3 separate regions of the Homo sapiens genome follow, and all the other regions are linked to region 1. Evidence: chromatin contacts called from ENCODE Hi-C or POLR2A ChIA-PET data. All regions are on one chromosome and are shown on one strand. Each heading gives the region's core, a stretch centred on a gene start or an enhancer-like site at or near the end of the contact. The rest is flanking DNA. Distances are from core to core; before and after follow the strand shown.

Region 1 (3,201 bases), core at 517-3,016:
AGTATTTATTAGGAATTTAACACAGTTCATTAGCTCTACTGGTATTTTTTTTGGAATGGTTAGTTTTTGTTAGTGCTGTGGTTACAATGTTACATAGATTCTGAGTCATTTTCTAACCCTACTTTCCCCACAAGCCCTGTTATTTCTAGTGTGTGATTTCACAAAATGGAAAGAGCACATATATCCTTTTAGAGCAAAAATGTGGTACTGCAAACTTCATTTTCAATGAAGATAAGTGGAATTTGGCTGCGGGAGAAGATGAAAGAGAGCATTCCAGCTCTGGGAAGAGCATCAGCAACTCTCGTGTAGATACAGGCATGGATCTTTCTCGGGGGGAGGGGAGGATCCCCATCTAAAGAGAGTCCCAGGCTCTGAGAAGTGCGTATGGAGGTGCAGTTGTTGTATGGTTTTGAACTGATGATTTTTAAGGAATTCAGAATGTTCTCTGGCAAAGTGCCTCAGAAAGCTTCTAGAACAGGAAGTGGCCTGCCTGAGGGGTATTCTAGAGCCATTCACCTGTAGGCCTGCGCATATGGATGCAAGTGTAGAGAGGACCCCAGCAGAGAACCGGTAGGAGGCCGCTCACGCCATCCAGTGCCAGATAGCGAGAACCAGAAAGGCGGCAGTGGGCTTGAAAGGACATGGCACCTGGAAAGGCATTAAAAATGAAGAACTAATGGGACTGGCTACCGGGAGTGGAGGAGCGAGGCCCAAAATTGACTGCTAATCTGAATCTGGGCGACTGGTGGATAGAGGTGTCCCAGACAAGGGGCTGAGAAACTGGGAATGGGAGCATTTGACTGGGCGGGGGGCGGGGGGGTGGCGAGGGGTGGAATACAAGATGGGTTTGCCTAGAGAGGTGCCACGTCCTAACAGTTCAATCACAAACAATACTGGCACCTGAATTCATGGCCATTTAACTCTGTTCTTTGCTCCCAGCCCTGGGGGCGGAGCTGGGGAGTTAAAGCATCCCCTCTCTGGACAAGAATGCCTTTTCAGGCTGTTCCTAAAGCGCCTCCGAAAATCATCCTGAAACCGTAATTTTGAGGGCAGGGAAGCTGAGGACACCAAGCATTCTATTTAGGAATAATCTTTGTGACTGTTGGAATTGAGTTTCCACACCTAGATATTCAGAGGGCACGGGAACTTATGTCCGGAGCCTCCTCTCCGGAAGAGGGCGGCGAGGATGGGGGTCCAGGCGCCCCTTGGCCCCTTTCCCGTTTCGGACTCTCCGGGGTCACCAGACGGCCGTTCTTTCCGCTTGGGCCCGGGTCTGGGGGAACTGCTCCTAGCGCCCCGGGGCCCGCTCTCCGCCGGAGCAGCCTGGCCTCTCTCCCCCGGCTCCGTCAGCGCCGCTCTCCGCCTCCGGCCCTCCCGGCAGGGCTGCTCGAAGCTGCTCCGGGAGCTTCCCCGGTGCGGCCCGGAGGAACCTCGCAGGACCCCGGGAGACGCCGCCGCCGCTGCCCGGCGGGCTCAGGGACCGGTTCCCAGGCCCCCACACCCCCTCTCGGGGATCCCCTGTCGCCGACTCCCTCCCGGACCCGCAGGACACTCCCCTCCGGAGGCCGGGCCTGGTCCGCCCGCCCGCCGCCCCCGTCCCGCCCCGCGCGCCGCGCCGGGAGCCCCGAGCCCGACCCCTCCCCCGGACGCCCGGCCCGCTCGCGGGACGGAGGCGGCGATGGTGACTGGGCAGCGGCGCGGGGCCGGGGCCTGGGCAGGGCGGCTCGGCCGCCTCTTTCTCTCGCTGCCCCCGCCCCTCCTCCTCCTCCCTCTCCCCGAGTGCTAGCCCGGGCGGCCGCCGAGCTTGGCGCTCTCTCGCCTCGCTGCCTCCTCCCCCGCGCCGCGGACCCTCTCCCCTCCCTTGCGTTGCCCCCCTCTCCCGCCGCCTCCTCCCGCTCTCCTCTCGCTCTCCTCCCGCCTCCTTCTTCCAGGCGCGGCCAGCGGGGGCAAGAGCGAGGTGGCTGCGAGGAGGCGTCACTGAAAGCCCTGACTTGGGGAAGGCTGCGGGCTCGGAGCCGGAGACGCCGAGCTGGGGCCGGGTGAGTGGCAGGCGTCGGGCCCGCGCGCGCTGCGGGAGGGGAGAGCCGGTGGGCCCGGCCAGGTGGGCGCCCCGCGCGGGCGCATGGGGAGCCGTTGCGGCCGGCCGAGCCCTGGCTGCTTGAGCCGCGGCTGGCGCGGGAACTTCGCTTCGGCGCCCTGGGAGACCGCGCCGAGCGGTCGGAGGTGCTGCGGGATGGGCGTTGGGTGCTGGGAATGGGAAGGGAACAGCTGCTTCTCAGCGCCGCCGGCGGCCGCAGAAGTGGAAAAAAGTTGTGCCGGGAACAGCGTCTCCTCGGGAAGCCGGCGCGAGCCCTGCTCTCTGGGCGTCGCTGGCGGGCTTCGGACGGCGGCGCGTGGGTCCCAGGCGCAGCTGGGCGCCGGGTTCCAGCGCGCCTGGCACCGCTCCCTGGGGGCCGCCCCGTGGTCGCCCCTGCTGTCCCTGGTCCGTGGCGTGTGGGTCACTCTGGCCACAGACGTCAGCTGCTTCTCAAATCTGGACTGCATTTTTGTGGGCAGCTCAGTGATTTGGGGTGCGGGCTGGAAGAGGTGGGCGTGGAGTGGGGAAGACCGCATCTGGGATGGGCGGCTTGAGCCCACGGGCTGGGCAAAGGACTGGGGAGACTCTGCGTGTGTTTCTGGATGTTTTTAGGCACACAGTTTTTTTTTTTCTTTTCCCTTCCATTCAGCGGCCCAGTGTTCTTCGAACTTAGAAAAGCAAAGGATTTTCTTCAATCCCGTTCGACTTTTCTGTTATTTCAGGATGGTCATGAGTTCCATGAAAGTCCATGTGCTTGTTTCAATGGGAGCAACACCAGAGTAAAGACAAAGTCCTATCCCCACCCCCGTCCTCGCCTCCACCCGGGCCATTTCCTGTATGTCCCATTTTCTCTGTTGTGATTGTGCGAGTGTGTTTGTGCATGTAGGTTACCATCGGTGGGTGACCTACGTGGAAAGGAGAACTCTTTGAAATTGCAACGCGGCCGCTATGGAAAGTGTGTGCTGGAGCCGAGGGAGGAAAGATTCCGGCGAGCCAGAGCTGTTAGAGGCTCACCCCAGAGAGGTAAACCGGAGTAACTGAGCTTGAAGGGACATTTATAACCTGCACATTGCTTTTGCCTTACCCCTTGGCCAGAGAGCTCCACTCCTGCTAGGTTTAAGAGA
Region 2 (3,201 bases), core at 206-2,705, 110 kb before region 1:
AAAAAAAGGCCGGGTGAGCGGTGGCTCACTCCTGTAATCCCAGCACTTTGGGAGGCCAAGGCAGGTGGATCGCTTGAGGTCGGGAGTTTAAGACCAGCCTGGCCAACATGGTGAAACCCCGTCTCTACTAAAAATAACAAACAACAACAAAAAAAATTAGCCAGGCATGGTGGCAGGCACCTGTAATCCCAGCTCTTCAGGAGGCTGAGGCAGGAGAATTGCTTGAACCCTGGAGGCAGAGGTTGTAGTGAGCCGAGATTGTGCCACTGCACTCCAGACTGGGTGATACAGTAAGACTCCATCTCAAAAAAAAAAAAACAAAAAAGAACAAGTATGTGTAGAAAAAAAGAGGCTGTGGATACCAGTTGGTCAGATAGGTTGCCTTTGTGAATGCCTGCTCCAAGAACCTCAACACATAAACAGTTGTAGGATCCTGGGGAAGATAACTTTGTAAAGAATGCAACCAGGCAAAGGAAGCCCCCAAGGAATGGATGTTTTAGGGCTTTAGCCCCTGACCTCAGTGCGGAGACTTATCCGTGGGGCTCCGGGTTTAACTAAAGGAGCCACTCTGGCCGGTAATAGACAGATCTGAGACAGATCCAGCAAACTGAGTGGCCACCTATTCCCTGTCCTCATAGGCCCAGATGCAAATCTCAGCTCTGTTTTATCCCTTAAAGAGGCAAGGTGAGCTCTAGAAATGGCATGGCCGAAAAAAGGATAAGGATGAGGAAATAAATTGGGGTTTGTTCTGGTGGCTGGAGCATTGCTGGTGGAAACTGCACCTTTAGGACAGGTTCTTTCCCAGTAGGGGCAGCCCCAGGCTGGTTCACTAGACCACTCACCTGGGGAGAGCTGAACCCCCAAAGCCAGGTCCAAGAGGAAGAAAGCACCAACTCCAAGCCCTTTGGCTCAAGAAAGGTCCTTGACTGTGAACCAACTGTGTGCCAACCAGCTTTCTCCTAAGAGCTGAAGAAACAGCAGTGCCCCTAGAGGCCAAGAGGAATCCCCAATGTTTGAGAAGTGGATGGCAGAGGATAAATGAGACAGAACAGTTGGAAAAGTGGGAGAAAAATAGGAGAGAAAGTTCCCATAGAAGCTGAGTAAGAGGTTTAGAAAACATTGATTAATAGAAGAATGAAAAAGTGCCCATTGGATTTGGTGAGGGGTGGTCACTGGTCACTTTGACAAAACCAGTTCCAGTGCAGCGATGGATTCAGGAGCCAAGCTGAAGTGAGCTCAAGTAGGAAGGGACTAAGCAATTTCAGGTAGTGAGTAGAGACCGCCCTTTCCAGAAGGCTGACTGTGAAGAGGAAATTGAATGCAGAAAAGGAAGTACCTATAGGGACATAGTGCCATAAAGGAGGAAGTTGCTCTTTTTTTAAGTTGGGTGATAGTAGAGCATGTTTGAATGATAATGAGGAAGAGGAAAGGAGAGGCTGAGAATGTGAACAAATGAGGCATAACTGACGGAACAAGAACTCACAAAGTAGGAAGGGATGGCCCTAGAAGAGCACAGGTGTTGCACAGGTGGGGGAATTAGCCTAGGGTGAGGACAGGAGCAGGCTTTCACTAAGCTATGGAAAAAGCAAGGCGCTCAGGAGCTAGGTGAGGATGTAGACAGGTTCTTAATGGAGGGCCAGAAAAATTAATGCTTGTTGCCTTCCTCGTGAATGAGGAAAATGGTGAATGACGCATCAACAAAAAACAATTTTGTGGCTTCAAATTATTTGTATAAAGATCTCATTTAATCCTCACAACAATCCAAGTGGGTCTTCCAGTTCCAAATCTAGGTTATCCCCCAATTTCTCCATTGTTCTCAGCTACCCTGACCTGGCACTTTTTCCTCCTGTAGCTCTACAATACTGGAACTCCCTCAAACTAATCCTTTCCCAGACATTGGCCCAAGACAACTCATAAGTCTCTCTTACAGCTTGCTATGCATTCAGTGTTTTTCTTCCCCTAAAATTCATGTTGAAGCTTAATCCCCAATGCAACAGTATTAAGAGAGGGACATTTAGGACGTGATGAGCCAGGAGGAGGGCTCTGCCCGCGTAAATGAGACTAGCGCATTATTCAAATGCTGGAGGGAACTAGCTTGGCCCTTTTCGCCCTTCCATTTATTTGCCATGTGAGGACACAGAGTGCGTTTCCTTCAAAGGACAAAGCGACAAGTCAATGTCTTGGAAGCAGAGACTGGGCCTCACCAGACACCGAACCTGCTGGCATCTAGATTTTGAACATTCAACCTCCAAAACTGTGAAAATACATTTCTGTTCTTTATAAATTACCCAGTCTCAGGTATGTTGTTCTAGCAGCACAAACAGACTAAGACACAGCTGCTGCCATTGAGGGAATCCGCGCAACAGTTGGTTCTTTCCCTTCTTATCTCTGTGCCTCAAATGTCCCTGCCATCCAGCAACAAGCAGTTCCAGCACAGCCTGCCAGTGTTCTGGTTATCAGTCCTTCTCTGACCTGTTGCACAAAAGGATGTTAACCAAATCCAGACCTACATTAGGCGCATGGTACCAACTCTTGTCTATAGCCAAGGACTATTACCTGCCTTAATGGGGGTTCAACTGGTGGTGATTTGTGTAGAGAACACTTGATCAGTTATCCTCTTACATTCATTTATTTATTTATTTATTTATTTATTTATTTATTTATTTATTTATTTATTTTGAGACGGAGTCTCACTCTGTCTCCCAGGCTGGAGTGCAGTGGCACGATCTTGGCTCACTGCAATCTCTGCCCCCTGGATTCAAGCAATTCTCCTGCCTCAGCCTCCCAAGTAGCTGAGACTACAGGCTCGTGCCACCACACCCAGCTAATTTTTGTATTTTTGGTAGAGACAGGGTTTCACTATGTTGGCCAGGATGGTCTCGATCTCTTGACCTCATGATCCACCCGCCTCGGCCTACCAAAGTGCTGAGATTAGAGGCATGAGTCACCACGCCCAGCCTCCTCTTATGTTTCTTATATGCACTTAATACCCAAAGGAATATTGGGTGTTACGCCCCATACACCATGGGGCTCTCTGATTCCCAGCTGTTGTTGGCCCCATAGTCTTTCTCCTGGACTTTTCCATTCCCAGGTAGCATCATTACAATATATTTAAAGGGTTGGGCGGGGGAGTCCCATGGTTATTAGTTCATGAAGTGAAAGAGGGGAGAAGGGCAAGGTTAAAGTTGCAAAAAGAATGTG
Region 3 (3,201 bases), core at 383-2,882, 79 kb before region 1:
ATGGGGAGTTTGGGATGAAGGGAAAGGTTAGAATGTTGATGCAAAGGGAGCTTTCAGAAGACGGAGGCAGGGGACATGGAGGGTGGGGGTGGGGAGAGATATGTCTAGGGGGCTTTTCTTTTTCTTTTTCTTTTTTTTTTTTTTTTTTTTTTTTTTGAGACGGAGTCTTGCTCTGTCGCCAGGCTGGAGTGCAGTGGCACGATCTCTGCTCACTGCAACCTCTGCCTCTCAGGTTCAAGCAATACTCCTGCCTCAGCCTCCTGAGTAGCTGGGACTACAGGCACACGCCACCACACCCAGCTAATTTTTGTACTTTTAGTAGAGATGGGGTTCCACCATGTTGGCCAGGATAGTCTTGATTTCTTGACCTTGCCATCCACCCGCCTCAGCCTCCCAAAGTGCTGAGATTACAGGCATGTGCCATTGTGCCTGGCCTCTAGAGGGTTTTTCTAAGGGACGTTCTGTGTGATGTGAACAGGGAGGCCTGTGGACCTCCCTACCCCACCCTCCCAGCCTGCCCTACCACCTCCTCCATCTCTGCCCTGGCACATTTTCCTTTAAAAAAAATTTTTTTTTTTTCAGAAATCTTTACGGAGTAAGCTTCCTTTGGGGGAACAAAGAAAAATATTTAGTCCATGGTGAGAGAAGAGAATTGTGGGGTGATGGGGTGAGGGTTAGTATATCATAACCTTGTTAAAATGGAGGTTACACCCCTGCAGAGCTCACTGGAATGAGGCAGGTAGTTTATGTAGCCTCAGAAAAATCACAAGACTTGCTTTATATTTTCATTTAGTCCCTTCACTTGGAAAAATCATGAAGGGAAAAAGGAAGGCTGGTAGTCACAGCCTGGTTGGAGGTGACTTCAGTCACTGGGGACAGAGGAGGGTATATGAGACCGATGGCAGTTTAGTTCTGGGGGTGAGGTGGGAAGTTGGGGAGGTAGAATTAAAGCCACAGGCTCCTACCTGGCTGACAGCAGATAAGACCCTGAGAGTACGCAGGCTAAAGCCATGCCACTTACGCTCCTCTTGCCTGTCTAGCTTTGGGCTTTTATCACAACCAGATTCAAAATTACTGCCCTATTCCATTCCCTCTGGATCCTGGATACTTTGATGATAGGCATAACTTTATTGCTAGACAATAAACACTCATATTAATGACATTTTACATTTAGAAAGTGCTATCTCTAGGTCACTGTAGTTGGTAGGTTGCGAGGGTGTATGGTTGTGGTCAAATTCACCTGTGGTTGAGTGGGCTGAGGCCAAACTGTGTGTCATGGCAGCTGGCAATATGGGGAAGGGAAACTGGGCATCTTTTGTTTACCGAGCACGCAGAAGTTTTTCTTTGTTCTAAGTACAGGTTCTGCAGATGAAATGCCTCAAGATACAATGTGTTCCCCTTAAAAGCCCAGAGAAAATGTCCACTGATACTGTCCAGTTTCTATAAACCACACTGGTACAAAAGAAAAGGGAGCACTGTGGCTGATGTTTGGCATTCTTGTGCAGGATGAGGAGAGGCATTTTCCATTACCTGGTTCACCAATGAGACATATCGCCACCCTTTCATACTCTTTCAGAGTGCAACCTTTGCTGGCCTCAGCTCAGGGGAGATTCCCAGGCAAAGTCCACTGGCCCATGACAAAGCAAAAAGCATTCACTTCTAGCTGGTGGTTTCAACTTCAGTCCTCAGGTGTACAATCAATTCAAGCATACCATCTTCTAAAGCAGTGGCTTGAAATCTACCCTATGTGACATAGTATCTGCTTATGGAACAGCTACTCATACTCATTAAAGCAGCCAAAAATATTAATATTATAAAGTCCTAAAATGCCATTTTGTAGAGGGTTTTTTGTTTGTTTGTTTGTTTGTTTGTTTGTTTTTGAGATGGAGTCTCACTCTGTCACCCAGGTTGGAGTGCAGGGGCTCAATCTCGGCTCACTGCAACCTCCGCCTCTCAGGTTCAAGCAATTCTCCTGCCTCAGCCTCCCGAGTAGCTGGGATTACAGGAGCCCGCCACGACACTCAGCTAATTTTTTACATTTTTGGTAGAGACAGGGTTTCGCCACATTGGCTAGGCTGCTCTCGAACTCCTGACCTCAAGTGATCCACCTGCCGCAGCCTCCCACAGTGCTGGGATTACAGGCGTGAGCCACCACACCCGGCCAAGTTTGTTTTTGTTTTTGTTTTCTTTTTTGAGATGGAGTCTTGCTCTGTCACCCAGGCTGGAGTGCAGTGGTGCAATCTTGGCTCACTGCAACCTCCACCTCCCGGGTTCAAGTGATTCTCCTGCCTCAGCCTCCCGAGTAGCTGGAACTACAGGTGTGCACCACCACACCTGGCTAATTTTTGTATTTTTAGTAGAGACAGGGTTTCACCAAGTTAGCCAGGATGGTCTCTATCTCCTGACCTCGTGATCTGCCCACCCTGGCCTCCCAAAGTGCTGGGATTACAAGCGTGAGCCACTGCACCCAGCCTCCATCCTTTACCACTTATCTCCCCATTCCAGACCACCACTCCTCCCTCACCCCCCATCAAGAGAAAGTCTGCAGGAGGCCAGTGGTCTCATTCCATTGTTTAAAGGGCTGAGTGAAATCATCCACCGGGGATTCCATCCATCAAATCAAATGTTATGGATTTGGTTTGTTTGGTAGATGAAAAAGCCTAAATTGGCTGTCTCCCAGTTCATTCTACATACCACTGTGTGAAAGCTAAGACCAAGGGCCCTCCCAAGAAACAACAGAAAATGGATAATTCTGTGAAATAAGAAGCCAGCAGTTCTCAGCACTTCCCACCAGGCCCTGGTCAAAGTCCAGCATGTCTGCTGGTCCATAGTCTCTAAAAGTGGAGAGCAAAGGAGCAGCCACTGCAGCCAGGTTGGTTCATTCATTCATTGCAACAAACATTTACTGAGTGCCTGCAATGTGCCAGGCCCCGTCCTGGGCCCCGTGGCTACAGCCATGATCAAGATTGTTGATGTGGAGGCAGAATGTTCAGGACACCATTGGCCAGGCACGGTAGCTCACATCTGTAATCCCAGCACTTTGGGAGGCCAAGGTGGGTGTATCACCTGAGGTCAGGAGTTCAAGACCAGCCTGGCCAACATGGTGAAACCCCGTCTCTACTAAAAATACAAAAATTAGCTGGGCAAGGTGGCACACACCTGTAGTCCTAGCTACTTGGGAGGCTGAAGCAGGAGTATCAC

What was found. A loop is a pair of places that touch in the nucleus more often than their neighbours do. ChIA-PET counts read pairs that join two places held with the same protein, here RNA polymerase II (POLR2A). Pooled maps may share reads with other maps.
Region 2: a loop to region 1 is called in a map of B cell, with 7 times the contacts of the local background. The contact joins the enhancer-like site here to the promoter of LHFPL2 in region 1. A Hi-C loop is called at or near these places in 4 of 168 maps with a recorded cell type or tissue (B cell, GM12878, HepG2 and 1 more), 34 of 37 single-sample maps with no recorded cell type and 7 of 50 pooled maps. POLR2A ChIA-PET finds 5 or more read pairs at or near these places in 7 of 52 experiments (AG04450, B cell, GM12878 and 4 more).
Region 3: a map of B cell shows a loop between it and region 1 (8-fold over the local background). The contact joins the enhancer-like site here to the promoter of LHFPL2 in region 1. A Hi-C loop is called at or near these places in 5 of 168 maps with a recorded cell type or tissue (B cell, GM12878, HepG2 and 2 more), 37 of 37 single-sample maps with no recorded cell type and 10 of 50 pooled maps. POLR2A ChIA-PET finds 5 or more read pairs at or near these places in 7 of 52 experiments (AG04450, B cell, Caco-2 and 4 more).

What each region holds. Positions count from the first base shown.
Region 1 is chr5:78,647,337-78,650,537 of GRCh38, reverse strand. It overlaps LHFPL2 (LHFPL tetraspan subfamily member 2), which reads left to right and starts at 1,766. Exons shown (of 5, transcript NM_005779.3): 1 at 1,766-2,039. RefSeq lists silencers at 1,228-2,167, 2,458-2,517.
Region 2 is chr5:78,758,750-78,761,950 of GRCh38, reverse strand. All of the region lies in intron 3 of LOC124900191 (a long non-coding RNA gene), which reads left to right. Among named protein-coding and RNA genes, the nearest start is that of LHFPL2, 110 kb to the right of the region's middle. RefSeq lists enhancers at 713-812, 1,408-1,537. Within about 2 kb of position 1,455, at least 3 of the 41 ENCODE cell types and tissues checked have a DNase peak (open chromatin) inside an H3K27ac peak, as active enhancers do; they include B cell, where a contact is called at or near this core.
Region 3 is chr5:78,726,327-78,729,527 of GRCh38, reverse strand. The region is part of intron 3 of LOC124900191 (a long non-coding RNA gene); the gene reads left to right. Among named protein-coding and RNA genes, the nearest start is that of LHFPL2, 79 kb to the right of the region's middle. RefSeq lists enhancers at 1,373-1,482, 1,448-1,742. Within about 2 kb of position 1,632, at least 4 of the 41 ENCODE cell types and tissues checked have a DNase peak (open chromatin) inside an H3K27ac peak, as active enhancers do; they include B cell, GM12878 and OCI-LY7, where a contact is called at or near this core.